Linked DNA regions of Homo sapiens: region 1 is linked to region 2. The links are chromatin contacts, found by Hi-C in ENCODE. All regions are on one chromosome and are shown on one strand. Each heading gives the region's core, a stretch centred on a gene start or an enhancer-like site at or near the end of the contact. The rest is flanking DNA. Distances are from core to core; before and after follow the strand shown.

Region 1 (2,700 bases), core at 81-2,580, 130 kb after region 2:
CAACAACTTTGTAGCCAAATTAAGATGTTCAGATTATGCATGAAATTATCAAGGAAAAAATCGAGATTTTACATCCTTCCAAAATGCAGTAGTCATAATAAACATGTAAGAAGAATAATACATGCAGATCTGAAGCTAGGAAACCTTGTGAAGTTTGTTTTTTAAATCCTTCTACTTCCCTTTTCTGTGGATATTCTGTCTCCAGAGAGCCCTCATCTCTATCCACCAACCCTAACCTCTAAATATGTAATTATACACAATTTAGAACATGATGGTTTTGGAGAATATGCAAAAGCAGTGCCATTTGGAGTTAGCAAAAATTATCTCTATTATTTGGTTTGGAAATTGGAGAAACTCATATAGGATATAAAAAATAATGAACCGGTTTATACACATTTATCCCTAGGTGCAGTAGTCAATCATACTTTCCCTTCTCTTCTTTCTCTTACCTTCTCTTTTTTACTGTTATATTTTTCCTATAAATAAAAGAAACATCTTTTCCCCACTTTGTATTATTAGTATATGCTTTTAAAAAGGTAGTTTTAAGATAAAAAGCAACAATTTGGTATGATTTATCAGGATAATATATGCAATGGTATGTCCACTTAAGGTAATTTTTCTCAGAAATCTGTTTTAAGATGTCTTATCTACATATTATACAAAGTCAGAATGTGTTTCATTTTAGAACTTGAAAATTGAAACTCAGAGAAGTTCATTTATCTGGAATTTAATGATAACAGGGAAATTTAGGTGTTCTTGCTGGTGGAAGCAATTTTGACTAAATGGTAATGTAGGATCTCAAATTTCATAAGCATGAGGTATGCTATTCATTATATTGAGAAGTTTTACTAAATGTTCAAAGATATATTATAATTTTATTATAAAATGAAGGGAGATGCCTTATGGAATACATCCTAGTTCTCCTATCCCCCAAGATATTTTAACTATTATCCAGCAAACCATTTTCTTATACATTTCTTAACACCTAGATATGGCCTAAAGTTTCCAGTGTCTTACAGCTATAAGAAATTAAACATATAATATACTAAGCTCCAGGGACAAGAAATCAACAAATACCTATTTGCAAACAGCATTTTTCCAATATTATTTCAACATTAAATGGAAAACATGTTGGTTTTGATAAAATATTATTTAAAAAGTGTGAATTTATAAAGCTATAAAGTGTCAACACAAAATATACACGACAAATTAAGTCTGTTAGTATGGAAGACATTTTGATTCTCTCAGGAATATGTTCTCGGGATCAGACCATTTACTGAATGCTGTTTTCCATGACTGTGATGAGATTCAGCTGGGCCACTAACAATCTTCTCCAGGGAGCTGGCAAGTCGAAAGGGAATTGCTACAATTAGCGTCCCTGCTCCCCACTCCCACTTCACTGCCCTCAGTGAAATTGACTGTCTGGGAAGACAAAAGCATACAGACAGAGAATTCAACATCAAGTCTAAAGCAGTGCCAAAACCCACTTTATTTAATGTAGACAGTGAGTTTCCACCCACAGCTTCCATGTCCTGTAAGTGTTCCAGTCCTGTCGGCTCATGAATAATCTTTTCCTGTGGACAACTGCCAGTTACTTGATTATTATATTTTTCTTTCTAACTTTGAACTTGAATTATCTTTCGCCACTTGAAAGTCTTTCAAAAATATCCCCCAATAAAAGTTAACTCTTTCTTTTAATTTTTCTTTTTATTTATAGAAAATTTAAGAACATGAGCCTCACTAGCAGCACTAAAGAAGAATTAGTCAAAAAAAAATAGAATCTACACATTTTATTGGCAAAAAAGAAGAAACTGGTTGATAAAGGGAAAGTAGTTGATCTTTGATATTGTATATTATTTCTTTCAATGAAGGTCTCAACCTCTTCTTCTGTATCTTTTTTTTTAACTTTTTGGAAACTTGCATTGAATTTTTTCTCATATTCATTAGTATGGCCGTACTGGCTGGGTTTCTCCAATCTAATATTTTTCCTCTTAGCATTCTTCATTATAGCTCCTCCTACTTGAGAATAAGGCACTATATGTGACTTTATATATAATCCATTATGGCTATATTAGGCAAAAGAGAATTAAAAACTTAACCAAGCTCATTATACTCTTAGTACACTGACATTTTTACCAATAAATATGATAACAAGCAATATAGAAATGGTAATAATTGCCTCAAACACTGGACATAACTATCAAATCAAGAGACAACACATAGATATTCTTGAATTCTCATCTTCTATGTAAAAGTATAATAAATATTAAGCACTAGGTCTGGTTTACCTAGACCAACTAAAGTTTTCTATAAATTACAAAATTTTAAACTATATTTCATTAGGAAAATAATGTGTGAGGCTTAAATCTCATGAGGGATTGGTAAGGCTTGGTTTTTTTATTTGTATACATACATTGGTCCATATATGAATATGAAATACCTAATATGAAAAGGAATATAAACATGTCCTACCTTCTACAGAAAAATAACAAACTTAAGAGACTTTAAAAAATGCTATTTTCCTCAAAAACACTCTTTCTTTGTTACATCCTCAGGACACACAACATTTCCAGTTCCCGGGTAAATGCTTCCATTTCATTTGAGGACAGGTGCCATATGAGGTCAAGAGTACAGTGGTAGAACACGTAGTACACGTTGGCAGTAGGAGACATGACTTTTGGATAGAAAAATGAGAAACTA
Region 2 (2,700 bases), core at 39-2,538:
TTAATTGAAATATTACCGCATTCTTTGCTTTCCAAGTTACTAAAATCCACATATGTTGAAAAAGTTAGTAACATAGTTCTTTTTTAATGGCCACGATATCCCCCATGATGCTTAAGGAATTCCTCGGCAGCCTTTACACTGAGGCTATACGAACCAGCCACATGAGAGAAGCAGTGCTAAACCAAGGTAAGGTTGAACTTTTCAGATACACCATACTCTAATGGAAGCATCATGAAGACCTGCTGGATAGAGAGTATTTAGTGGTCCAATAGCGCTGCTGTTGAGGACCTTTCACTGTGGAAAAAGGGGGCCTCTGTTACCTTGTTTATAAATGAAATGTACTGCAATTATCTCAATATTTATTTCTTGCTGAGCATGGGAGTTATTGGGAGCAAGTGCTGATGAAATGCAATGTTATTTATCTCTTTTTGCTTTACAATAGAAAATTAAATTAAAATGATGTTAAATTGCTGCTTAATAAAAAATGATTGGTATGGTTTTTTTTTTAAGGCATTTTTCTTAAGAGTGCAGAATTCTCACTTGTGCTTTGATGGATTTCTCTGGTACTAGATGATATAGCTCTATGAATGAAGTAAGTTTTTAAAATAGTCTCATGTCGGGTTTAATGAAAAAAATTGAAAACCATATGTATAAAAAATATAGCTGTTACTAGACAATTTTAAACCACATTGATATGTCATAGGCAGAAAAATATTTTGATGACTAACTGTGGTTATCTTAACTAAGGTCTTCTTGTGTATTCATTTTCTAACTCATTTCTTCAAAGACATTAAGTTGACTTTGGGATCCTTCTTACCATGGTAAGTAAGTAACCAGCGTGTGCTTTTCCAAAACTCTGTGGGGAATCGTAATTTTCTGTGAAGGATTTTCCTAAATGTTGAAATGTCCTTCCTGATTCCCAATGACTAAATTCCTATTTGGCTTGAATTTTTATAACAAGACTTTGGAAACCATTTTTTCCCAGAGAAACATTTCACATTTAACTAATGTTTCTGCAAAACTAGGTAAAACCTAGATTGTCTGAAACTGAATGCCCCCTGCATTTAGACCATGTGTCTATGTGGTTCAGGCCCAGGTGACAGAGCACTTATTTCTCACTCTCAGCAGTAAATTTTAGATTGGTTGAACAACCCAGACACCTTCAGCATTTCTAAGTCACAGAATCAGTCTAGGAATGTGTCGGTGAGATGAGGCTTAGTACTGGCCAAAGTCTGGAAATAGTCAGTGTAATACTGTGAGCTTCTGGGGCTGGGCCCAACGTTGACTTAAGACAGGAAATGTGTGCTCCGTGGCTCTCTGTCAGACCTACTTGGGCCTAGGTAAGACGTGCAGAAATCACAAAACGTACTTGGGGTTTTATAGCTCCAACTGGTAAATTCAACATTAAGCCTCCTTTTCCTGCTTTCTGACCTAATAGGAATTCTCTTCTTAGTTGTGTTTAAATACTACCTAGTGTATTTTGGCTTTTGGTAAGTAGAAAAGCAGAAGTCTACAACATGTGCTATGTCTCTCAATTTCAGACTGCAGTGATATCATAAGTAAAAGGAGCACCATTCATCACATGGGGCAGGCTAGAAAAATTAGGGAAAAAAGAGTTATTTTTCTATAATAAAATCCAGACTGAAATTGAAATGGTGAAGAAAAAATGCAGAAAAAAAAGGAGATGACCCTGACTCGTATATTTTAAGACTTGAAAATTATTAAACTGAGCTATTTTAAATTTATTTATATAATATAAATAATATATATAATTGATACATTGTTTTATTATAATTTAGTACTTAGTATATAGATTAAAACAAAAATATAAACAAATCATTAAGTGTAGGGAAATATATTTTGCTTTAACTTTAAGCAATGCTTATTTTAACAATCCATTTGCCATCAGAGGTACCATTTATAACGTAGGCAACCCTCCCCACTTTAGTTCTTGCTGAGCTTCAGGTTGAAACAGAGACCATATCAAGTAAATTATACAGAAGCCATAATATTGATAAAATTTGGAAGGAAAACTGCTTTGATGGTAAACTTTTCTTTCTTTGAAAGAAAACCTAATGTAAATCATGAAGGTTTATTCTTCCCGTAATCTAAGAGAATGACTTAAGAAGGAAGTAATAAAGTAGAAAAGTTTACTCATGTTTATGAACATATGTTTAACTAAAAATTAAACACTATGTTTTGTGAATGAGATTAGTAAGCCAGACGCACATTTTATTTTATTTTATTTTATTTTATTTATTCATTTCTAAATTTAGAGACAGGCTCTCACTCTGTCACCCAGGCTGGAGTGCAGTGGTTCAATCAAGGCTCACTTTAGCCTCTACCTCTCCCGGGCTCAAGTGATTCTCCAACAGCTTTCTCAGTAGCTGAGAAATAGGCCCATGCCACCATTTCAAGATAATTTTTTAAAATTGTTTCATAGAGCTGGGGTTTTGCTATGTTGCTCAGGCTCGTCTCAAACTCCTGGCCACAAGCAATCGTCCCAACTTGTCCTCTCTAAGTGTTGGGATTACAGGTGTCAGCCACCATGCCTGTACAACATATTATAAGAAGTAAACTGTAATTATATAATTATTAAAACCTTTCGATGTTAACAAGGTCTATAACTTTAAGTCAGAAGCGTGAATCGGGCTGAAAATGTAAAGCTAAGAGATTACCATTTAGTTCTTCCACTTAAAA

The links. Hi-C counts contacts between places; a loop is a spot of excess contacts on that map.
Region 1: a map of cardiac septum shows a loop between it and region 2 (1.9-fold over the local background). The contact joins two enhancer-like sites. A Hi-C loop is called at or near these places in 1 of 168 maps with a recorded cell type or tissue (cardiac septum).

What each region holds. Positions count from the first base shown.
Region 1 is chr2:188,938,966-188,941,665 of GRCh38, forward strand. No RefSeq gene overlaps it. Among named protein-coding and RNA genes, the nearest start is that of COL3A1, 34 kb to the right of the region's middle. Within about 2 kb of position 1,331, at least 4 of the 41 ENCODE cell types and tissues checked have a DNase peak (open chromatin) inside an H3K27ac peak, as active enhancers do.
Region 2 is chr2:188,812,788-188,815,487 of GRCh38, forward strand. No RefSeq gene overlaps it. Among named protein-coding and RNA genes, the nearest start is that of DIRC1, 24 kb to the left of the region's middle. Within about 2 kb of position 1,289, at least 3 of the 41 ENCODE cell types and tissues checked have a DNase peak (open chromatin) inside an H3K27ac peak, as active enhancers do.